Linked DNA regions of Mus musculus: regions 1, 2, 3 and 4 are each linked to region 5. A link is a loop called in an ENCODE intact Hi-C map of the cell type or tissue named here. Cell type or tissue: left cerebral cortex. All regions are shown on one strand.

The links. Hi-C counts contacts between places; a loop is a spot of excess contacts. Peaks named below come from ENCODE experiments on the same cell type or tissue, not always from the same donor. Only the 100,000 strongest peaks of a DNase experiment are listed, where the experiment ranks them.
Region 1: it touches region 5 in a loop (9-fold over the local background); 12 of 42 quality-filtered maps call a loop at or near these places.
Region 2: a loop joins it to region 5, with 2.6 times the contacts of the local background. A loop is called at or near these places in 8 of 42 quality-filtered maps.
Region 3: it touches region 5 in a loop (2.9-fold over the local background); 8 of 42 quality-filtered maps call a loop at or near these places.
Region 4: a loop joins it to region 5, with 13 times the contacts of the local background. A loop is called at or near these places in 4 of 42 quality-filtered maps.

The regions. Positions count from the first base shown.
Region 1 is chr9:84,251,456-84,256,455 of GRCm38, reverse strand. No RefSeq gene overlaps it. Among named protein-coding and RNA genes, the nearest start is that of Gm26146, 66 kb to the right of the region's middle. In left cerebral cortex, a CTCF peak has its summit at 3,057 (motif pointing left); a DNase peak (open chromatin) is centred at 3,071.
Region 2 is chr9:85,682,323-85,687,322 of GRCm38, reverse strand. No RefSeq gene overlaps it. Among named protein-coding and RNA genes, the nearest start is that of Ibtk, 65 kb to the left of the region's middle. In left cerebral cortex, a CTCF peak has its summit at 2,102 (motif pointing right); no DNase peak of the experiment used is centred here.
Region 3 is chr9:85,691,732-85,696,731 of GRCm38, reverse strand. All of the region lies in intron 26 of Ibtk (inhibitor of Bruton agammaglobulinemia tyrosine kinase), which reads left to right. Among named protein-coding and RNA genes, the nearest start is that of Ibtk, 55 kb to the left of the region's middle. In left cerebral cortex, CTCF peaks have their summits at 1,857 (motif pointing right) and 2,792; DNase peaks (open chromatin) are centred at 885 and 2,815.
Region 4 is chr9:83,805,795-83,810,794 of GRCm38, reverse strand. It overlaps Elovl4 (elongation of very long chain fatty acids (FEN1/Elo2, SUR4/Elo3, yeast)-like 4), which reads left to right and starts at 4,490. Exons shown (of 6, transcript NM_148941.2): 1 at 4,490-4,856. The coding sequence starts at 4,757. In left cerebral cortex, a CTCF peak has its summit at 3,047 (motif pointing left); DNase peaks (open chromatin) are centred at 3,039 and 4,541; H3K4me3 peaks cover 1,252 bases; H3K27ac peaks cover 1,055 bases.
Region 5 is chr9:85,326,291-85,331,290 of GRCm38, reverse strand. Tent5a (terminal nucleotidyltransferase 5A) reads left to right here and starts at 4,141. Exons shown (of 3, transcript NM_001160379.1): 1 at 4,141-4,248; 2 at 4,486-5,000. The coding sequence starts at 4,523. In left cerebral cortex, a CTCF peak has its summit at 2,708 (motif pointing right); DNase peaks (open chromatin) are centred at 3,524, 3,838, 4,170, 4,694 and 2 more places; H3K4me3 peaks cover 2,301 bases; H3K27ac peaks cover 1,601 bases.

The DNA.
Region 1 (5,000 bases), 1.1 Mb after region 5:
TCTGTTTTAAATTCCTCTGTGTGTAAGCACACGCATGTCCACATGGCACACAGGGTCACAGAGTGGACGACTCTCTGGGGGGTCAGTTCCTCTGTTTCTCTTTGATTGACACAGGGTCCATTGTTCATCGTTGCATACATCAGACTCCCTGGTTTGTAAGCTTTTGGAGATTCTCCTGTCTCTGCTTCCCATCTCAACCCACAGAACTGCAAATGGCTTTACATGGGCTCTGGGGATCGGACTGTATTCTCACATTTATACGGCAGGCACTTTACCCACTGAGACATCTCCCAAGACCCTGCCAGAAGCTAATATATGGGGAGCTCACCACACCATGAAAAAAATGGAAAAGAATTTCATGTGCTTATGAATAATTTTAAAAGGCATTTTCCTTTGGGGTATGGCCAAAGAATCCATCATGTCGCGTGTGACTTTAAGAGTTCTCAAACTTTCCAGCATCCTCTGTTAGGAAGGCTTCCATGTTTTCTACATCTCTTTGACATCACTCTTTAGCCTCTTATTCTGTTCTACACGTTCACAGCATGTTTTTAATCAACATAGTCCATGTTTTTGTATGTCTGTCACAGCACAGACTTTGTCATAATTTAAGTAAAGCATCTCTATATTATTCAACACCCATGTTAGTTACTGGAAACACTGCTCTTGAAAAGGTCTCTTAATGTTGCCATTTCTGCTCCATAAGATAAAAACAGACAGAAAGTCCTGAGTCTCTAAGAGATGAAGTAACAACCCGAAGACAGACAGACAGATGGTGGTGAGGCCGAACTCTGTTTCTCCTACATGCAGACAGCCTCCACTGCTGATAGGAAAACTCATTCAATAGAATTGCTCCCGTATTTGGACAAGCACATAACTTAGATAGCTAGTACTACACATTACATCCATTAACCCTTTCTAAACCCAAACATAGTCTGTGTTCTAAAGGAAGGCTGCCTTAAAAAGGAGCATTGCTCCAACGTAAGCAATCTGTAGATGACTTTATGGACTACACAGATGATGGCGACCACAGACCACACTGGCAATACTGACTTATGAACTCCGTGGCCATTCCAAAGATGCAGCTTCAACTCACTCATCTCAACCACACACAACTCGACAAGGTTGATGCTCTTAGGTCCATGTCATTGATAAACGGAACACAAAGAAATTAAATGATTCACTGAAGAGCGCACAGCTCGCTATGCATCATGACAAGGGTCAAACCTAGGGGGAGTCTCTTTAAAGTCTTTAAGTACTCTACTATTCTAGCCCAGAGAAAGTGATAAAAAGTTATATTCAGCAAGCTGCTCAGCAAAGCTTGGTCTTATAGGCAACACAGGAAGTGCGAATTCGATTAAAGTAAGTAAGAAGAATTCATATGTTACTAAATGGCTTGTGCTAAGAGATACCGGTTAGCATCACTTACTGTGGGCACTACCATGGATTCAGGCTAATGATCCAGCTCATTCCTATAAAATGGATGCTCAGTACATGGGAGTTCTTTGCACTTGCTGGAACCACATTTCCAGGTAGCGTTCTATGTTCACTATGATTTGTGAAAATGGTCTCCTAATGTGAGGATGCACCCCCATAATCCCATGCCAGAAGGATCGCAAGTCTGAGGACTGCAGAGGGGGACCCATTGCAAAAGGTAAAATGTGTAAAACTAGGGTTATAAGTTGAGGCAGCCTAAGCTTTTAGAGGAGAGGTTCATCTCGGTGCTTCACCTCACTGAGCAGGTCTGGCTGTCACATAGGTAGCTTCTGACTTGTCTTCATTAGGTTAATAAGCCAAGCCTCTTTGACAGAGAAAACAATTGGAAATCGAAGGTTAAATGACCAGTAAAGGCTTAAAAACATTGAGTCCCGGTAAGTCAGAGGAATCAAAGTAGTAAGGCAAGGTACTGGAAATACACTGTCAAGATATCGTGGCCTCCTGTTTAAGTTTAGCTGCTAAAGGCAACTTCACAAGGCTAAAACTTCAGCCTGCTACTTCTCTATTGAGTTACTTGACCTTTCTAGCTTCTAATTTACTGATCTGAAAAAAAATGGTAATAATGACACCCTTCATACTTTTGCTTTGAGAATTAAACATATATATGTGTGTGTGTGTGTGTGTGTGTGTGTGTGTATAAAAAAGCAAAAAGGAAGAGAGAGAAAGAGAGACTGCTTAATAAAATAGTGTAAATTCAAAGAAATTTTTAGGCATAAACCAGTAGATTCCTTTCTCTTTGTTATTTATATCACTTGAATGAACACAGTAGGCATGTGACATCATCCAGTTCTCGGGTGACACCACCCTGAGACTCTGCAAAGGGTTAGATGGTATAACTACTCTCCTCCTGCTGTCTCCGTTTTAGCCCCACCTCTTTGTTCTTTTCTTAAAGGTTCACTTATTTTCAGTCTATGTGTATAAGTATTAGACGGCATGTGTGTATATAAGTACACCACATGCTTTCCTGGTGCCCACAGAGGCAAGAAGAATGTGTCATTGGATCCTTTGGAACAAGAGTGACATGTGGTTGTGACCCACCATACTTACTGGAAACCAAACCGAGGTCTCCTGCAGAAGCATTGAGTGTGCCTCACTGCTGAACTATCTCTTCAGTCCTTCATTGTTCTTTTGTAAGCTATAGTCTGTACCCAGGCCTACTACAACTTTCCCACAGAGTGGCCTTGCCACAATACAGCCCTATTCTGGTGTTTTGTACCCATCTTTCTGTCCCCACATCATCCACATTAATAGTTAATGTTTGCCTGATTTAAATGCAGTTGCAAAGTGCATGTGCAAATTCCAGGCAATTTCCATTTGAAAACAGGATGACTCATTAAGGTCCCTTCTGATAAACATACTGCAGGCTGGCCTGGTGGGTTTTCAATGTCTGCACTTCCAGGTGCTCCTGACAGAAAGGGAGCAATAGGAGCTGCCTGACACTGGCTTGAGGAAAAAAACAGCCTTGCTATTGACAATGGGCTGGTCCATTGCCTGGAAACAGGTAGAAGCGTCCTTGGCTTGGAGCTGGAGGGTGCCATGCGCCCTCTGCTGGCTCCCAGCCTGCTCCTCCTGTCTTCAGGGCTCTAGCATCCGCGCAGCTGGAGGTGAAGAGGAGCCTAATGGTAAATATAAATAAGAGGAACTAGTTACTGAGTTTGGGAGGCCTACAGGTCAGCATCCACAAAAGAGCTCTTCCACACTGCGAGCCACCACGCCCAAGTCCACCTGACTCTAATTTTGTGCAGTTGGGAAAACACAGGGCAGATCCCTGGGTGAACAGCAGAGAATCTGTTAGGGCTGCTGATTCTCTGGCTGTGACATCAATTTGAAGGGGCAGAACATCAAAGCTACTTCTTAACCTTCACCATTGTTTATTAATGCTTCTCCCTGCCTAAAACAGTTGCCTCATTATTATGCCTGGGAATACCACCCTTGACCTTGTTCGTGAAGAAAAGGAAAGAAGAACACTGGGAAATAATTTCTTTCAGACAGACATGCTGATGAAAAGTCGCTCACTGCACATCCAGCTTTCTGTCTCTCTCTGAATTTTTAATCTTGTTTGTGTTGGATGAGTCCCGTACCTCTCCGGTTTTTCTGACTATTGATACTTGCCGAGGGGTTATTCTATTCCGAAACTAGATTTTGTTTGAAAGAGGCAGACACTGCACCTGGAAAAGCTAGCTAGAGAAACAACAATATTATTTTACTAACTCCCTGGGTACCATCCCTATTCCTCACAGCTTGCATGAGAGATTGCACTCATAAGAAAACACATTTTCAGTGAGCAATTACAAGTGAGAGACGTCTCGCTTTGCTGAAAGGCATTGCTTTTAAATGGATGCCAAGGAGTGATGCTTGTATACTCGGACTGGGAAGGACATTATGTGTTTCAGAACTGCTTAAATCACCCCCTGAAACTTGCAGTGTCCAAGGGGAGTGGATGTCTTCATGCAAAATTTAAGAGAAATACTGAGACAACATCTCCTGCAGCAACAGTTATTTCAGAAGTTCCAGTGTGATTAACAAGTGTCTGTTTCATCTTTTCCTCTGTTTAAAATCAGACCACAGTCTTATAAAGCAAAATAGCACAAAGGCTTTCACAAAAGAGGATGAGATTCCTGTAGATCCTTTTTTTCTGGTTGAGTTCAATTATTGGCCACACAGTTCATCTATTTTTGGTTATTAGCCAGTAATGATGAAGTAGAGAGTCTGATTATTTTAGAGAATCATAAAAGATTACTAAAGTCAAAATGGTTTGATTTCATTAATATTTACTTTGATTTATTGGCCAGATTAAAGTTCAGTGAAGTAATAGGTGTTATAATTTTCAGTCAATATACAATAAATGCCATTGTGACATTTGAATTCTGTATCAACATCACATTCAAAACCTGGACTTCTCAGGCAAAGTACCTTAAAATGTCTATTCAGAACTCTAGGATTCAACACCTATACAAAGAAGGGTAAGCAGCCCAGAGGATTGACAACAGATCCGTAATCAAAACCAACAGTTTCAGTAGACTCCACATTCCACACAGGGCTTTAAAAGTAGAAAGCCCCTCAGTGATGAGCTAGCTCTTCAATATCTGTATTGATCAAATAATGTGTGGTCTGATCACATCACACATCCAATGGTGGGCCACCAATCCCAAAGATGGCTTATGCATAATAAATGTTTGCAGTATACTCAGCAGCTAAGTGAGCAATTTCTATACTCCTGAATGGGTCTCGGAATAGCTCATTCATTCAGTCCATGACAGTGTGGGGCTAAAATCTAACAGTTGCTTCTTCAGTAGAAGACAGAAATGTGGCAATGTAATACTCAGACTATACCAAATCAATACTATATATAAAAAAAAGGGGGATGGAAAATTTTCAACTGAGTTCCTTCGTATATCAACTACTAATCTCATTGTCCCAGACCATCAATAAACATGTTATGTGGAAGGAAAAAGGAAAAAGGAAAAAGGGAGGAGGTTTTATTTTTGACTTACATTTGAGGGGAC
Region 2 (5,000 bases), 360 kb before region 5:
AGACACCTGGAGGGAAGAATTTCTAGCTATCTGTAATTATTTCCCCAATGGGCCACACTGATGGTCAGTTGTATATTTTTACTCTGCTAAAAATTCCACTTATAGAATATAAATTTTTTTCTATATATTTGAGTAATTTGAGAAGAAATGAATTTCACGACGTCTCTGTGATATCAGTAAAGAAGCTTTCCAAAGTCCTTGACTTGTTGGAAGGGTTGATACTCTGAAGACACTGTAAATGGCGGTTTTCTTCTTGTCCTCCATTCTGCCTGTGAAGTGCCCTCTGGAATCCCTGTGGCAGTTGGATGACAGGAGTGTAAGCTGGGGCTGACAGCATGGGGCTCTTGTCCTTCCTTTATAAACCACGACCAGATTGCCTGTCCTTTATGGTCTGTTTTGTGTAGTGAGCTACTTTACAAATTTTCATATGGGAAGAAATGCTTCTGCGGGAAAGTGAAAGATAAGCCCCGCCGTGAACTTCAGTTTTTCATGAACGAGTCCATGAAGGTGACAGCTGATATGTCGCCTTGAAAACCCAGGAGGGTGGTGGGAGTTCCCCTAACAGTCCCTTCTTCCTGAAGTCACCCATCCACCTCTAGCTGCATAGCTTCAAGAAAACCAATAGAACTGAAGAAAATCTGTGAGTCATCAATTTGTGTGATTGCTAGGCTAGCGCGGCCCTTTAACGATCACCTAGACAAGGCCAGAGCTTTTGTGTAGAAAGGCGATGCTGGATGAGGTAGATCCAGCAGGAGACTGTGTTAAGATTTGAAACCAAGGAAACTACAGGTGAATTTGTTGACAGAATTTGGTGACTAAGTCTCTAAATTCTAAAACATGTCTTTTTGGAAAATCCTGCTTTATGTGGGAACAACAACCTGGTCTGAAGGCCAGCCATGGGTGGGTAGCTTGTTTGTAGCTCTTTTGAAGGACATGGTGAGGGCTGGTGAGGTGGCTCAGTGGGTAAAAGCCCTGGATGCTCTCCCGAAGGTCCTGAGTTCAAATCCCAGCAACCACATGGTGGCTCACAACCACCCATAATGAAATTTTATGTCCTCTTCTGACAGGTCTAAAGACAGCTACAGTATACTTATGTATAATAATAATAAAAAAGAAATCTTCGGGCTGGAGCGGGGCCGACCGGAGTGAGCAGAGTTGACCAGAGCAAGCAGAGGTCCTAAAATTCAATTCCCAACAGTCACATGAAGGCCCACAACCATCTGTACAGCTGCAGTATACTCATATACATTAAAAAAATAAATCTTTTTTTTTTTTAAAAAGGACATGGTGAGAGATACTTGTGTGTGTGTGTGTGTGTGTGTGTGTGAATGACTGAGGTTGATGGCTGTTTCTTAAAATTGTAGATATAAAGAAACCCTATTGGTTTTCCATTATATACAGAAGAAAGTGACCAATAGGAATACCATCTCTCTTCGTAGTATGGTTCTTCTTCAACTATAGCAGGCTGTTTTTGAAACTGTCATTTGTCTATAACAGTTTACCAAGAAACAGAGATATAAAAGACTACTTTTGTATATAGGAATAAAAAGTTTGTAGTCCAGATATTTCAGATTTGTTAATACAGAGATGTTTTCAGGAAAAAAGTAGAGCCATCTTCCAAGCAGAGTTTGGAAACTGATTGGAGACATGTTGCGGTCCAGGTGTCCTCTCTTAAGGTTCCACATGGTTATCTGCCTGTGCATTTTCTGAGCTGTTTCTCAAGCTCCTGGCCAGCTGTTGACTTGTGTTGAAGCAAGCTCCTCCTAGTCCCATTCTTTCCTTGTATGGTAGTCATCCGCCCAAAAGCCCAAATCACTCAGGCAGAACCCGGGGTCGCGACTAGCCTTTTCCTCATTGTTTATGCATCCCACACACTGGGTGGTCCTCCAGCATCTGTCCACGCCGCCTTCTTGTCCGGCCGCCTTCTTGTCCGTGTTGTCTACTTAGTCTTCCCTGTGTTTTTCTTATTGTGCCTACTGTGTTTACTGTGCTCTAACTCCTTCAAAACAAACTCAAACTTTTGGTCTTAGCATCCATTTACCATCCTTTGTACAATGTTTACTTATTTGTAAATGTGTTTGGTTTGTACACTGCGTTCCCCACAAAGGCCAGTAGGGGGCACCAGAGCCCTGGCACTGGAGTTACAGATGGTTCTGAACAGCCATTTGGGTGCCGGGACACCTGTTTTCCTTGTTCTGTGGTGGTTTTTCAGCTAAAGTCTGACGATGTTTTTCCCTGATGTTCTGAACTGGAATTCTTACTGCATGCTAAGCAGGTCCTGCAAAGCATCTAATTGAAAAGAGAAAAAAGATACATCTTCGGTCTTTTGTCTTCTCAGTAGCCAACAGCCCCCCAAAATGCAACCCTTTCCTGGAACTAGACTTTCTATTTGTTAGCTTCTTGTGTGTAGCAGGAACATTCTTGAGCTGTTGTAGGATGACTCCATTTTACTACTTTATGTGTGTGTATGTATAGTGTATTTTCAGGAAGCTGCTGCATCAGGAGGTTTCTTAGGACTCCGATGTCTTCTGTGTTACTTATTCCTCCAGGTTTCCCTCGTCTACTCTGTCCTCCCATCCCCCACTCCGATTTATCCCTTCCTCCTCTGTAACTAATTCCTCCTTTAACCTCTTATGCCAGTGTATTCCATCTCCCCTCCCTTGAAAGCCTGTCCACCACTTCTTAGTAATTTCCTGACTTCTGTGGGTATTGCGTCCCAAATGAAACAAATATATCAAAAGATTCAAAATTAAATTCCACAGGTGAGAGAAACTATGTGATGCCTATCTCTGGATACCTGGGTTGCCTCGCTCAGAGTGATTATTTCCAGGTCTGTCTATTTATGAATTCCATTATTTTTCTTAATAGCTGTGTAGATATACCCCGTTTCATTATGCATCCATGTGTCGACGAACATTGCGTAGGGTTTTCTGACAGCTTGTAGAAAGCTTCTAGAGTTCCACTGTCTACTGTCCCATGAGGACACCAAGAGAGAAATGCCAACATTTTCAGTTTCTTAATGAAATCCACTTGACTGGCCAGTTGATCACTTTAAGGCAGTGGTTTTCAACCATAAAATTCCACTGCTACTTCGTTACTAATTTTGCTACTGTTATTAATTATAAGTTAACTTTCTGTGTTTTCTGATGGCCTTCCCCCCCCCCCCCCCCCCCCCGTGAAAGGGTTGTCCCATCCCCACTCCAGGGGTTGAGACTCACAGGTTGAGAACAAAAACAGTGCCCCTGATCTCTGTGTAGCTACATCTGGAACTTCAGCATGGTGGTCTCTAACTCCTGTAGAAGGACAGCCCAGAGACACGGACCTGCAACTTGAAAAGAACTGCTTCTGAAAAACAAATAACAGCAGAAAAAAAAATCAGGAGAAGAAAGCACAGTGTATAATACAAAATAAGAAAAAATATGAAATTGAAACGCACCTTCATAAAACTGCATGTGGCTGACGCTACTAAATGCTTTAGCTCAGCCCTTTGGGTTCTTGTTTATTTTAGCCATGGTCTCTGTCCAGGTTGTATATACTGTGTAGATTGACAGATCTGGAATTTTGCCTCCCATGTGCTGGGATTATAAGCATTCACCAGGATGTCTGGCTCCTTTGAAAGCACTTTGTAAGGTAGAAGTAACAGTTCTGCTAACAGTATCACAGGATGCTCTTAGTTATTAAGTCAATTGGGTTTTTGTTAACTTTACATTTTAGACAAAAATCTGTCTCTAAGGTGTGTGTCCCTGTCCTTGAGTAAGTCCTGTATGGATTTTGAAAATAAGTTTAAAACAAATTACTAGAGCTGCTTACCAGTAAGAAACATCCAGTTTATGATTCCTTTTATTTTCAGAACAGCAAAATGGAAATAGTAGTAAATTGGAAAGAAAACGTGAATTTTCCTTTTTCTTCAAAGAGGAAAATCCATGAAACACTCAGGGTTTCTCAGCCTTTTGTGCTATGAAACAGAGCCATGCCCTTGATTCATTGTCCAATCGTAATAGAAATGGAGAACTCTTAGGGAAAGAATGGCTTACAGTATGGACCCAGTGATGTGTGCCCGAATCTATACTCTTGAGCTAATTGTCATTATTGCTGTCACTAACAGGTCTTTATTTAAATTCTACAGAGTGTGGGATTCAAGGACAGGGAAAGGGGGTGGGGTCTGATGCTCACATTAGACTTAGGAGAAAGTGACAGAGCATCCTCTCAGGCTGTGCAGACAGTGAACACGGAGTTAAAGAAGGCCACTAGGACGTAAAGGAAAGCAAAATCCTAGGTAGGTGTTAAACATTCACTTTGCACTTTTTTGTCATTCACTTTTCAGGCTAGTAAGCCGTACAAAGTGAAAGTCAGGATTATTAAGATTTTTTTTTGTTCCCTTTAATATTATTTGCCCTCCATGATCTTCAGAGTTCAAAGGCAACGATGTACTTTATGCAATATATATATAACACATATGTAAGTAATTACATAAAAATGCATATATGTAACTGGATTGCATGCATAATTTTTACAAAGTTTGATTAGGGTTTCTTTCATTAGTAACATGCTCTCGTGCCATGTAGTGAACCACTATTACTGAATTCTCATGAATTCTACTGTAGTGCCCTTCAATTCAGAGGCATTTTAAAGCAGCCATGTCTGTGTAGCGTAGGGCTTGTACCTTAAAGTGACCTGCTGATTGTGAAGAATACTGATTTTATCTGAAAAGCTCCATGGTTAAGTTAATCTGCAGATTATGATGCTGAACAAAGATCTCTGTTTTCAGGTTTGTTTGGAACCTGTAAAATGCCAGTGCAATTTCTCCCTTTTATTTGCATATTTTGGGGGGAATCCCTCTGGGAGATTATTCAGGACCACCCTAACATTAGGGTTACATAGGAAGCCTATGAAACTAGTCAAACTAGTAATATGTAGGCTTAGATTTTTAAAAAACCTATTTTAAATAAGGGTTTTCAAATGCTTCACCCCTCCTCCCTCTCTCCCACTGCCCAAAGGAA
Region 3 (5,000 bases), 370 kb before region 5:
ATCCTTTCATAACATCTGACCTTTCTACTGCCATTATTTTGGAGCCTATCCATGCTGTTATGTATCAGCAGTCGATTCCACTTAACTTGCTGAAGCACATCTCTTGGTGTTGGTCTACCGCAGCCCACCTCCAAGTATCTGTTATTAAACTTTGAGTGTTTCTGGTTTTAACTCAAGTTATTTTATTTAGTCAGTTCTTGGTTTTTGAGTAAGGATCTCATAACCCAAGCTAGCCTGGGACTTCTTTGGTGTGGTTGACCTTAGGATCCTCCAGCCCTAGCTTCCTATGTGCTGGATTGCAAGTGTATACTACCTAATTCAGGCACTTTTTATACTGACTTTAAAAGACAATTCATGTTGTAAATGCCTACATAATACATGAAGATTTATCCATAATTTAGTAGCAACATTTTAATTAAATTGTCTTTTCTAATTTGGTATGTAATTGTTTTTTCTTTTTGAGATGGGGTCTTTTATAGTTCAAGTTGGCTGGCCTTAAACTTAGTATGTGTGTAGCTGAAGATGGCCTTGAATTCCTGTCTTCCTGCGTTCACCTCCCAAGAACAGGGATTATAGGCCTGTGCCATCACACCTGGCTTCTTAATTGTACTTGCAAATGAACATTCTTGATTGGTAGAAGGCTAGTAAAAAAACTTCAGGTGGTTGGATTCACACATATACCCTTCCAGAAAGTTGAGAGAGAGAGAGAGTGGGTGTGTGTATGTGGGTGTGTGTGGGGGGGCAGGGTGGTGGTGTCAGTTGTGACCAGATTAATGTTTTATGTAATGTCAAGCACTATTTCCAATTTTTTTCTTCCTATAAACCCATTTTTAAGAAGTCCTAGTAAGTGTGGTGACTCAGGCCTGCCATGCTGTTGTCTGAGAGGCTGGGGGAGGATTGTGGATGCCAGCCTGGACTTTGTAGTGTGTCTGGGTGGAATAATGGATCTCCCACTTCTCTGCTGTGTTTATTCTAATCATGGCCCCACCGGTCTGAAAGCGCAGTCGGGTGAGATGTGTCCTACAAGAGACATCAGTTCCCACTTGGTTCCATTCTGGATTCTGCTCTATTACTAAACTGGCTAACATTAATGGTGCCCTGTGATGGGTCTGCTCTACTAGAACTGCAAGTGTGGGTCATTTTCTCATTTTATTTTTTAGACTTTCTATACTATCTGTATCGTGAGCATGTGTCTTGTTAGCAGATAATATCCCATAGACTATTTTCATATATGTTATCAGATAACATACAATAGATTACCTTCATCTGTGGTCCTCTTGGTAGGACCAGTTGTCTTCATAATTAACACACAAACCCAAAGTCAAACAAACTGCAGATGCTCCATAAACAACCCATTCTTCCTGCTCTTCATTCCTTCCTAAGCAGTGCTTGCTAGTTTCTTGTTTTTCTCAGTAACACACTGTCATGAGGATATAAAGCTAGTTTTAGCTCTTGAATGTTTAAATATACACTAAACATTGTAACCAAGGCTCTCACCCCCTCTCATACCCTCTGGACTTTTACTCTAGTTATAATAGTGGCTCTGTGCTTAGTTGTCTTCCTTGCTTCACTACATCAAACTCTTGTATTCTCTTTTAAAAATACAGGACTTATTATGCCTTTGGAATAAAAACTAGAATTTTTTTTTAAGATTTGTTTATTTATTTAATGTATATGAGTATACACTGTAGCTGTACAGATGGTTGTGAACCTTCATGTAGTTGTTGAGAATTGAATTTTTAGGACCTCTGCTCCCTCTGGTCAACCCTGCTTACTCAGTCCCTGCTTGCTCTGGCCCAAAGATTTATTTATTATTATACTTAAGTACATTGTAGCTGTCTTCAGACGCACCAGAAGAGGGCACCAGATCTCATTACGGGTGGTTGTGAGTCACCATGTGGTTGCTGGGATTTGAACTCAGGACCTTTGGAAGAGCAATCAGTGCTCTTATCTGCTGAGCCATCTCGCCAGCCCGAAACGCTAGAATTCTTAATATGGCCTTCAAGATATATAGCCTGGGTTTTGTCAACTTCTTTTCCTTTGTCTTAGGAAGTTATCCATGTATTATATTTTTTTTGGACTTTTTGTTCAGAACCTTCGTCCTTTCTATTGCTTTAACCTTTTATTCCAACTTTTCATGGTTTTTGCAGTTGCATAGTTTAGAGACATCATACTTCCTTTAGTAAGTTGGTTTCTGGTCATGACATAGTTCTGTTGTGCTTCTGTACCATGCTTAGAGTAATTCTTTTGGTTTTGTTTGTTTGTTTGTTTGGTTGGTTGGTTGGTTTTAAACAGGATTTTACTGTATAGTTCTGGCTGGCCTAGAATTTGCTATGTAAACCAGGCTGGTCTCAAATTCAGAAATCCGTGTCCCTCTCCCCCAGGGCTGGGATTAAAGGTGTGAGAACCACACCTGGCGCTCGTACATGTGCTGCATCTGTTTTCATCTCAGATGAAAGAATGTGGCATCTCTGTAGCAAAAATGATGTTTCTCGTAGCTAGGCATGGCATACACAGGCTGGAAATGGGCATTTAATGAGTACTTGGTATTTGACTGAATAAAAAAATAAATTACTACTGCAACTCCTTTTCAGGTAATATTTGTTTTGAATATAGTGAATTTTATTGGGTATCTCTGATGTACAAACTTGAAAGTATAAAAATTAAGTTTATTTTTATAGTATTTTACATTTTAAATCCTAGCAGTATACATTGGGCTTTTAATTTTTCATTAAGTTGCTATTTGTCGTGGAGCTAAGAAGATCTTAAGGATCTGTGGTTTGCTAGTTGGTCACTAGAGTGTGCTGTCGCATTGGGACTAAACTGTGAGGAGTATATGCGGCCCTATATCTTTGGAAGGCTGAGTGGAAAGATCATGTCTCAGTAGCTCGATGGTTAGAATGGGAACTAATTTTTAAATAGATTGCTCTCATTGAAAAGGATATAGAAAAAAAGCATAGATTATGTTTCATGCTTTATTTAATCATACAAAACCTGTAGTTCACAAGTAAATTTGTTTTTAAAAAGGACATATAGAACACTATAGGCTAACAAAAGATGCACCAAATTAATGGAATACCTGGTAGGAGCATAGCATTGTATTGGCTTCTGTTGGGCATATGGAAAAATACAATATGCAGACTCAGCCCATAGTGGATTCATTTATTAGTCTTGCTAATAAATGAAAATATGTATACAGATATTGAATGGCAATGCCAGAGTGAAATGACAAGTCAGAGCAGTGCAGAGAAATTCGCTGTGTGTGAAGGAAGTCATGTGCTGGACACAGCCTCAGCTGCTGCAGCCGTGACCTCCCTGTTGTAATGTGTGACTGTGGAACAGCACAGTCACTATTGATCCTCCTTGTTGTCACACACTTTGAAATGTGGACTAAGAATTTTAAAGAAGAAATGAAAAACTAGGAGAAAGGGAAGCATAAACAGGAAGTAGTGGGTGAAAAGCAGGAAGACAGGAGTGCTGGTTGCCCTTGGGGTTAGAGTGCAAGGGTCAGGACACAGCTGAGGAACGTCTATACAACATGCACTTTTGTCTTGATTGGAGAAAATGTCACTGAAGAAATTATTACTATTATTTTTTTACCCCCAAGGCATGGGCAAGCAGAAAAGGCAGTGTCGTCAGGGGATGCTAAAATGCAGGACGGAGGACTTGTGCTCTTTCTTTTAGTTCTTTGTTCCTTGTCTGTTTTTTTCATTTTCCTTTCACCTAAGTAGCTCTGTAGCTCTGGACTGGGAAATGTGAGCCATGTTTCTAATCACCATGAAAAGCTCTTTCTGGAAAAAATTGCTATTATGATTATATTAATTCTAATATTATGTAAAATTTTAAAATAAAGCTAGTATAAAATCTTATAAATTAAAAGATATTGTCTAAGCAAAAATAGCTTAGTTCTTTTCACATCAAAATTTGACAGTACTTTTCAATTTAAACAAAATTCTTTAAAAATACTTCATATAACGTTTTTGTATATTTTTCTTTTTCAGAAGACTAATTGTATACAAACTACATATTAGAATGTCTGGTTTTGTTTTTAGAATCTGAAACTTAATAAGTTTATATTATTTGAAAGTTTAGAACTCTTAAAAAATTCTAGCTTTTTTTATTTTTTGGTTTTTCAAGACACGGTTTCTCTGTATAGCCCTGGCTGTCCTGGAACTCACTTTGTAGACCAGGCTGTCCTTGAACTGAGAAATCCACCTGCCTCTCCCTTCCAAGTGCTGGGATTAAAGGTGTGTGCCACCACAACCCGGCAATTTCTAGCTATTTTATTTAGTAGCTTTCCTGTACTTTATGATGAAATTTTGATGACTCCCTGTTGTTTGGATAAAGAAATGATTAATATAAGTATCCATTAAAGATTATTAGTGGAAAGAGTTGTGGGATTATAATCTTACAAAACATATTTTTGTGCTTTTTTGTCATTTAAAAAGTTTTTTTTGGGACTTGCTAGCCAAGCTCCATTGTGTTAAGTCTGCGTCCCCAGCTTGATGTTTCAGTGAAACATTATTCAATAGAAGTCCCTCTTCACTGTCATCATTTATGAAGTCAGGGTCATACAAACCATTGCGGCTTGTTTCTGATCTCCTGTATCACAGTCCTTCCTAAAATAGAATGGTTATTTTTAAAGCTTTAATTTGCATTTATCCAGTAGACCCTGGGTTTGAAACCTCCTAAGACTGTTAATTTAGTTTTGTTAGTCTATAACACACCATTTTCAGTCCTTTATTGGCTAATATTAATTGTGTAAAATAACAGGTTTCTTTGTGACGTTTCTATACTTTGATTATACCTATGCTTTCTTCCCCTTTAATAATTCGTAACTATGGACTTAACTGCTCTTACCTAACAAATAAGTAGTTATCAGTTCTACAGTATTTGTGTATTGTTGAAAGTACTGATACATTCTAGTTGTTTCCCAGAAAGCCTGGATAATTTTCAGCATCTGAAGTGTGGCTGTTGATGAGCTGCCCCCAATAGATTCA
Region 4 (5,000 bases), 1.5 Mb after region 5:
GAAAAAAAAATGTAGTAGGTATACCACTACCTACTAGACCTATCTAGTCTCAGTTTCCCAGCCTCGTTAACATTGTCAGCTATGAGCTCTATCTCATAGGGGGCTTTAAATTGTGCCATTGAGCCAGTGAACATATCTTGCAGGAAGGTTGCTATCCAGCTCTCAGGCTTCACAGCTGAGTGAGATGGACCATCACTTTTCTACAGTAGTATCATGAATAGCATCCTTGAGCACTATAAGCACTAGCCAGTAGGGGTGGGGGCAAGGCTTGCGGTTGAGTACCAGGTTGAGTTCTCTGTGTCCTATTACATTAAGTATGTGTAGTCTTCATCAATAGGGTCTTATCATCAGCCGTGCAGGCTGACAGCAGTGCCATTTTGTCAGTTTTACTGACCTATCTTGTTGGTCAGAAATGATACTCTGATCCCATTCCATCAGATATTTCTGAGATAAGGAAGACAAGAAATTAAGTATGAGGTAACCAAGAAAGGTTTTATAGTGATGACTATGTCTCCTGCTTAGATAAAATATTAGATGTGGGCCTGGCAGTGGTGGCTCGTGCCTTTATCCCCAGCACTCAGAAGGCAGAGATAGGTATATCTCTGAGTTCAAGGTTAGCCTGGTCTACAGAGGGAGTTCCAGGACAGTCACACAGAGAATCCATGTCTTTGAAAACTGCAAACAAACAAATAAATACTAAGTACGTAAATAGATAGATAGATAGATAGATAGATAGATAGATAGATAGATAGATAGATAAGTTAGATGTGAAGGAATGAAAGAGAATTCCACCTGGATCTAGACAGATGTGTCTGACAAAATGCTTCATTATGACTAAATATTCTTGAATGTGAAATTAGATTCTTCTTGATATATTCAAAATGAGGTACTAGGGAACTTTCCAAATTGACATACATGCACACTAATGAGTATGCATCTCCAAAGACCCTGACTTTATTGTAATATTTACATTGTTGTTTGACATCCCTACCCTATTGTAACAGTTCAAGGGGATTATGGGAAGAATTTCTTTAAAAGGGTAATAGACCATCATGATTTGGGAGAGGAGGAAGGGGTTATCTTACCTTAGCAAATATGCTACCCACTTCAGAAATATTATTATAAGATACTTCTTATAATTCCACAATGCATTTGAGGTCAGTCTGTCCCCATGTTTGTATGGCGTATTGTATTTATTAGATTTGTTCTGCTTTGTTAAATAAGCTACTACTGAAACTGTCTGTGTCTTCTCTATATTCTTTCTTTTAAGAGGAAACAATATTTTGTAACATAGTTAGATTCTTTTGTGGCAGTCTTATCTATCTATCTATCTATCATCTATTTATTAAGGGACATTTTGACTGTTTAGAGCATACAGTGATTATAAGTAAAACTGCTAGAAATACCAGTGGGAAGGATAAATATACTTTTATTTATCTAACTTTCCATTTGTTTGAATATTTGAAGGTACATTATCACATGCATTCTGGGTTCAATTGTCTTAGCAGAAATGGTGCTTGTAATTTGATATAAAAATACCACTAATTCTTGGGAGTTAGTCAATTATAAGAAAGTTACCTTTCTCCAGCTTGGCCTCTTTCTGGGTGGTTTGCTACTAAGTGTCACAGTGCTACTGTGTCATTCTTTCCTTTGACAGATAAATGTATCTCTTGCTCAAATTAGATTTAGTTTCATTTGAGAATAAATAACTTAAATTTTAAAAAGAGCTGTATATTCTTGTTGGCTCTGGAGAGTTTACAAGTATCTTCTTCCCCCCCCCCGCCCCCACCAAAAACATACCCAGCCTTGAAACACAGCTTTCCAGACAGACTTAAGCTCCTTTTAAAAGTCCTTGTCCCAGAAGGCTTCTGTGGGTTTTGAGAAGGAGGAAAGAGCCATAAGGATATGTGCAGGTTTGGGGATAGACATGAGTTGTTAAGTCAAGAGAGTTGCTAGGTCTCTCACATTTAATGAGTCCAACTAAAAGCAATTGCTAGCATCGTTTGGTTTGAAAATTCTTCTATCATTCATATACTTCAGCTCATCACTCCTAATCTGTTTCCATACATCCCTAGGCATGGGCGCAGTCTAGCCAACTTCACTTTACTTCCGTTTTCAGTGCTGTTCTTATTTCTCTCTGCAACATCACCAGAATGTCCCATACTGTCTGTGCTTCTACTGCTGGTGACCTCTTAGGTATAAAGATATGCAGTCTTTCCTCCCCATGCTCTCTCTGCTGCTCCAACAGTTCCTGGGAAAACCTCAATTTTATAGCTAACCCTTGAAGCTCTTCCAGTCTCTACCCATTACCCCACTTCAAAGCTGCTTCTTTTCAAAAGACTAAGTAACTTGTAGAGAATACAGATTTATTTCTTACAGTATAAAACTAGGAAGCCTATATTCAAGGCACTAGATCTAGTGAGGGTGCTTTTGTTTCCTGCATCATTCCATGGTAAAAAAAGTAGACGACTAAGAAGTATTTATTCTGAGAGACCAAACTCACAATTTAAAATGCTTTGCGCTGGGCAGTGGTGGCACACACCTTTAATCCCAGCACTTGGGAGGCAGAGGCAGGTGTATTTTAGAGTTTGAGGCCAGCCTGGTCAAAAAAATAAAAAAGCTTTGCTACTTAATCTATTTATGAAAGGGGAGCCCTCATGATCCACACCACTCCAAGTAGGTCTCAACTCTCTACCTTGCTGTATTGGGGATTGAGATCCAACAACACATGAACTTCTAGGGATGTTTTCAAACCATAGACGCAAGCTTTGGTTCTGTGTGATTATTGGTATCTGTAAACTACTTGTGAATTAAGCAATATTAAGTAATGGACTGTAATCTTCACACCAAGTAATAGAGCTCAAGGGTGGATACATCCTAAGACTGTTTCTTCTTATGTGCTTGAACAGCTCCTAAGTATAAATAAAAATGACTATGCCCCCAAGTAAGGCAGAGAAAATGTTAACAATATAGTTGCCATTTCTAACTTAACATTGATGGGGCTTGTCTATGATTTCCTTATGTGACAGGCGCCCCCTAGTGAACAAGGAACTCAAACTGACCTCCACTGTAGAAGAGAGGCTCCAAGAAAATTCTTGAATAAAGCTGCCTTAATGATTCCACATTATATTAAATAAGCAAAGACGGTGACATTTTGTGAGGTGAGGGTAGGAATCTGTTCTCCATCATAAAAACATCCAAGACTCCAAGACAATACAGAGGTAGCAACCAATACCATAAGCAAAGGGAAACCTAACTCATACTCACATTAACAAAGGAAATGAAATTTGACTAGAATTCTTTGTAGTTACTAGATTCGTAACTAGGAATTGAGGTGTAAGAAATTCTTTAATTTGAGAAACTTCATTCTGGCAAGCAGATTTGACAAATTAATAAATCATATCATTTGGTTGATTTCAGAATAAAGCATGTAAAGAAGGCTGTGGGGGTCTGAGTTATATAGCAAATCAGTTACCTTTAATTAGCCTTCCTCGCCGAAGCTCTCTCTACTTAAACAACTCCCACTATGCTCTGAAGTGATGTGCGTTATAATTTTGTCACCATAAATATTTATGACTTGCTATTTATAGCACAGAGTTAGGGCTCAGGTAGTACTCATGTTAACAACGTTGAGCATTTGACTCAGTGACCTCTAAAATAAGCATTCTAAATCAGTCAAGTGGAGAAAAAAAGCCGAAACAAAAGTGGATGGCACATCTGAATAAAACGCATATGAACTTGTTATTGGACCATTCACTGAAATCTTGCTTTATGTCAGAAACTATAAAAATGGCATAGTGTGATTTTGTTGCTGCAGTTATTGTTGTTGCTATTTATTCATAGAGACTGCTTTCTTCTCACAAGTCAACTGCTCTTTTTCTCCTCAGCATCACCCTTTCAGATTGACCTGAATCTCATGTGGTGCAAGTGGACTCTTTTAGCCTATTCTTATGGCTCCATCCTCTCTGAACTACCAATAGCCTAATTTGGTACAATTATATTGCTTTGATCGGCCAGTGTCGCTGTTTTCAATACTCACAAGGATTTAACTACATGCTAATAATATTTACGGGGTGACCACAGACTACTCTCCTTTGCCGCTGCTTAAGACAAATGGCATTCCTTTACAGTGAAACCACCCGCATTTCCTTGTCTGGGTGACAAGCACGTGCCACAGGCGAAGACAGCAAAAGCACATGTGATGGAGGTGAATGATAGGCAAGAACCAGAAATGCATCGCGTACTTCATCTTTGCCCACAAACTCCCACTTTTTCCCGTCCGGTTTCCCACGTTGCATCCGGCAGAACAGAGGTAACCGTGGGCAGGAAGGCAGGGGAGGAGGACTGGGTACGAGGTGTCCCCCTGCGGCGTTCCTGTGGCCCAGGTGGTGGCCCGGGGCTGGCCTTAGCGCGCCTGCGCAAGCCGGCCACCACTCGCGACCGCAGCATCCCCGCGCCCGGGGCGAGAGGAGGCGCCGCCCCGCCCCGCGCGGCCACGTGATGCGGGCGAGGGGATTGGAGCTGCGGCAGCGCGCGGCGACAGAGAGGAGCAGCGCTGGGCGCTCGTGGCTGGTCCTCCTCCTCCTCCGCCCTCCGGCTTCTTGTCTCTGCTGTTCGCCGCTGCTCTCCGCCTGCATCCCCAGTCGCGGCGCCTGGAGGAGGAGGAGACGCCGCTGCCAGCAGGGTTCCCGCCGCAGTCGCCCACGGTCCATCGGAGCCTCTCTTCTCGCCGCTGCTCGTACCTCTCCTCGCCAAGATGGGGCTGCTGGACTCAGAGCCCGGCAGCGTCCTGAACGCGATGTCCACGGCATTCAACGACACCGTGGAGTTCTATCGCTGGACCTGGACCATTGCAGGTACAGGCGAGGGGCCTCACCCATCTCCTCTGGGTGTTCCTTGGGCTGCCCACGGCTCAGACGCCAGTCCCCGGCTTCAGCGCTAGGCAAGGCCCTGCGCCCCCTACCCAGCGCCTTGAGGCTGTTGGGGGCGCTCGGGTCCCC
Region 5 (5,000 bases):
AATATTGAGCATAGCTGGGCATGGTGGCACACACCTTTAATCCCAGCACTCGGGAGGCAGAGGCAGGCAGATTTCTGAGTTCGAGGCCAGCCTGGTCTACAAAGTGAGTTCCAGGACAGTCAGGGCTATACAGAGAAACCCTGTCTCGAAAAACAACAACAACAACAACAACAACAACAACAACAACAACAAAACAACAACAACAACAACAACAACAACAACAAAAAACAACAAAAAAATTGAGCATACTGTGTGGTGCACACTAGCATATTTAATATTAAGGCCAAAATTGGACTTTCTCTTACTGTGCGCTAAATCTGGATTGATTGTTACTATAAGTTGCAAATCAAGAACAACTAGTTATAAATGATATGTTTTCCTCAAAGATCTCTACTAGGCTTTCCATTTAAAAAATTCAGATAAAGATATTTTGCTTTCCCAAGAAGTAGTCTAAATACATGATTTCAGTTTTGTGGTGGCTTTAGTATTTCCAGAATTTTTTCAATCACTTGAATCTCTCTTCCCATGCCACCCCCCATCTGTGTGTGTGTGTGTGTGTGTGTGTGTGTGTGTGTGTGTGTGTGCAGCATACGTGAGTGTATATTACGGGGCATGTGGAAACGCTTGGTTCCTTTGGAGCTGGAGTTAAGGTTATTGTGAGCTGCCTGACATGGGTATTGTTAACCAAGCTGGGAGTGTGGGGGGTGTCCTCTACAAGAGCAGTAGGTGCCTTTAAATACTGAACTGTCTCTCCAGCTCCTTGTGGTGGCTTTAGCCTTATCCTATTGCCATTGGTCTTTCTTCTCTTTCATTTTCAAGGGGAAAGACTAAATTACCAAATAAGCCCAGAAGCTAAAGCCTCCTATCCTTTCTCCAAACATCAAGTCCATGTGAATCTAATCCCAGAATAGCCATGCTATGAAGTGTCTTGGCTGTGAATGTTCTGGGAAACACAGAGTTTCTTATTTAGTACTTCCATTGGCCGTCCACAGAAAGCAAGTGGGTGCTCACAACTGCAAACTTTGCAGTTTCGTGTAAGGACGGCTGCAGTTTTCCAGAATATAAATATTACCTCGTTTTGACGACAGAAGAGGAGCAATGAAGAACATATGCTTCCATTCAGCAGTGTGTAACCCGTAGCTTTTCTATGCAGCAGGCATATATTAATCCAATAATTCAATTGCCTTCCTTGGCACAGCCAAGAGTGAGTTGCCCCAGATGTCCCAGTCTGGGAGGCAGGCAGGAGGGTCTAGTTAAGCCTGGCAGTGTGGAATGCTCTGTTATTAAGGAAGTGTTATCCACAAAGAACTGCCAGCTAGAGGAAATGGTGTGTTCCCCACCATGGCCAGTGGCTGGGACTCTTCTTTTCCCTAGCACGTGGTATGGCACAGTAGGCCTGTCTCAGCCAAGACTCCTGTTCTTGGGAGAGATCTTGGGAGCAGCTGTGCAAAGAAGGGAGCCCATTCTTGAGGGGGGGAGTGGTGTCTCCCCACTTAGAGAATAGGATGCAACTGCCCAAGAAGTGGAAAGGTAGAAGCTCTGGCTGGGCCCTCTTGTCAGGATCCCCGCCCTGGCAACTTTCTAAAGCAGTTGAGTCTTCAGCCTCCTAGGACACATCGCACGTGTGAGTAAGGAGCTAGTCTGCTCACAGGCTACTCTATTTTCCAGCTTCATTTTCCTCAGGCTTTTTGATGGAAGCTTAAAACGCTGTACAAAGTAATGAGAGTGGGGCTGAACTATTGCTTTTTTTTTTATATAAAGGCAATGTATTTAATATATGACCAGCCACTTTGACGTTATTTTAAGAAGACTCAAAATTATCAGCCTTTGAAGAAAATCATTCCTGGTACTTTATCAAGAAAATATTTTTTATTCTCTCTCTGTCTCTCTCTCTCTTTCTCGTTAAATTCAGAGAGAGCTACGTAAACACTCTATCTTTGAGCTTTATTGAGAGTATTCTCGCCGGGAGGTGGTGGCGCACGCCTTTAATCCCAGCACTTGGGAGACAGAGGCAGGCAGATTTCTGAGTTCGAGGTCATCCTGGTCTACAAAGTGAGTTCCAGGACAGCCAGGGATATACAGAGAAAGCCTGTCTCAAAAACCAAAAAAAAAAAAAGGAAGAAAGAAGAGTATTCTCCTCTCTTACTTGTCCCCCTTGCTGCAGGTGCTTGCCTCAGTGTCCCCCCCCCCCCAAGACGGAAGAACTAAGCCACTGACATCTCTTAGGGCGAGAGCATTCACAGTCAAACGAGTGTTCAAGGCCTGAGCCCATCACGATCATTACCTCTTAATCCCTTTATTTCCAACCCCCTATGGCCCCTTTCTTGGCCTGAAGGCTGTAAGGTGTGTAGAAGAGCTCAGGGTGGAGGTGGTGGCTCACAGATGTAATCACATCACTCCAGAAGAGGTTGATTTTTAGGTCAGTCTGAGCTATATAGCTAGACTGTCACATGCAAGCTCATGTGAGATTGTCGTACACACAGAGGCACGCGAGCACATATACACAGACAATTTCATATATACAAAATGTGTTGCTAGGTAGCATTCATGGTTGGACATGTCCTGAAAGGAAGCAGTGGGATTTGAGAACAAGGTTGGGATCCAAGTCTCCTTTTCATCGCTCAATCCAATTTGGCCTAGGTTCGGCCTATGCTAAGAAAGCCTGGCTTCTAGTTTCTCCATTTTGTGGACTCACAGCTCCACGGGGCACCAGCAGGGGGCGGCGTTGTCACGCAGCTAGATTTGCGTGGGCGACACCCCTGCATCCCATCCCTCAACTCAGGTTGGGCTTCTAGACCAGGGCTCCCTAAATTCAGAGGCTGATTCTCTGAAGTTGTCTAGGGTCATGGGGGTAATGGCTGTTCATCTCAGGGCCTCTCCTCTCTACCCTGACTGCCTCGTTCGGCTCACAGCCTCTACCTGGATCAAGGACTGCAAAGCATTACTTTGAACGGAGGCAGCAGCGGGGCGGCGGAGGAAGTGGACAAGCGAAAGCAGGGAGCTTTCTAGCAAACAGTGCGGTGCCAGAGCGCAGAGATAACCTTTTCCAACCCTTAAGCACTCCACTGGCGACTGAAGCTGGAGGGGGAGAAACTTCTCGTCTTTTAAATTTGCCCTTAATGGCCGGTAAGAAGCCAGAGCCTACTTTGATCATTGACGTTTTATCCGCTTAAGAACTGAGAACCTTAGAGGCTGCGAGGAACGCGCTTCTCCCAAGTCTGAGCCGAAGGACCGCCACCCTGGCGGCCGCTTTTCGTGCACTGCTGGGGTTGCGCTCCGAGACCCCGCGGGTTGGCCGCGAGCCCGCGGAGCTGTGTGATAGGAGACGCGCGCCTGCCCAGCTCGCGGGCAGCAGCTGGACGCGCACTCAGGCTGGCTGGCTGGTACCGGACTCCCCACCCCACCCCCACCCCCCCACCAGCACTTCTCGAGGTTTCGAGAATCGAAACTCAGTTCTCAGCAAACCCTCCCCCTCCCTCACAGAGACTGACGTGCGTGACCAGTTGCCTCTGGAGACCACACTTGGCCCAGGGTCCAGAGTGGAATCGGCGGTCTAGCCACAAACGGACACTGTTGAGGGAACCTCCAGGAGACCCAGTTACGCGGCAATGACGCGCTCCACCCGGCCAGAAGGCTAGGCTTGGGAAGTTTCTATAGTTGCGTGATTTTTAACCCTGATCCGGTTTTGATGGCCATCTATCACATTTGAGGCAAAGTGTCTCCTCTTTAGGGGTGTGTGTGTGCGCGCGCGCGTGTGTGGACGTGCAGAAATGGATAAATCTACACGTAGGAGCCACAGGCATCTGTCTGTGCTCATAGCCAGGGGCTGCGCACCCTGGCCTAGCTCCAGCAGCTCTGAGCTCCGGCGACTGTCCACCCAGCGCTGGGGGCGGTGCTCTATGCAAATGAGAGGGTGTGGCGAGCGCTGCGCGCTGGGGCCCCGGAAGCGCGGAGAAGCCCGGTATAAAAAAAGTACTGAAGACATTTCCCCCCGCACAACTGCTAAAGCTCCAGAGACGCGAGTGTGCGCGGTGGCATCGGCGGCGTCGAGAGCCGCCACCTCCGAGACCACCGCAGCGGGGGCGCGGGCGGGGCGCGGGCAAGGGGCGGGAACGCTCAGGGCGCGGCGGGGGTCGGCGCGGAGAAGTCGCGGGCCGCTGCCGGGAGCGCACTCGCAGCTCCTGCGAAGTGTGTCCGCCTCGCGGTTCCTCGCTCGCCTGCGCTCCTAGAAGGGGCGGCCGCCTCCAGGTGACACAGACGGGACTCTCGCTTGTGCTTTCCAGATGCATCAGAGATACTTTTGGTGCGGGGCTGCTCTGCGGGGCGCGGCGCGCGGCTGGGCATTGGGGTCGGTGAGGGTTGGGGGAGGAGGGCTACTATGGGCGTCACGATCGGGGAGGGGAAGCCCAGGCCCCTCGGCGGGACCCCTGTCCCCTCACCCGCACACCTCTCTGCCGCTCCCCTAAATCCACTCTTTCCTCTTAGGACTGACCAAGGCCAAGTGGCTTTCGGAGGGCACTACATGGCCGAGGGCGAAGGGTACTTTGCCATGGCAGAGGACGAGCTGACCGGCGGCCCTTACATCCCCCTGGGTGGTGACTTCGGCGGCGGCGGCAGCAGCTTCGGCGACCGCTGCTCGGACTATTGCGAAAGCCCCACGGCGCACTGCAATGTGCTGAACTGGGAGCAAGTGCAGCGGTTGGACGGCATTCTGAGCGAGACCATCCCGATCCACGGGCGCGGCAACTTCCCCACGCTCGAGCTGCAGCCAAGCCTGATTGTGAAGGTGGTGAGGAGGCGCCTGGAAGAGAAGGGCATAGGTGTCCGCGACGTGCGCCTCAACGGCTCAGCCGCCAGTCACGTCCTGCACCAGGACAGTGGCCTAGGCTACAAGGACCTGGACCTCATCTTCTGCGCTGACCTGCGTGGGGAAGAGGAGTTTCAGACTGTGAAGGACGTCGTTCTGGATTGCCTGTTAGACTTCTTGCCCGAAGGGGTGA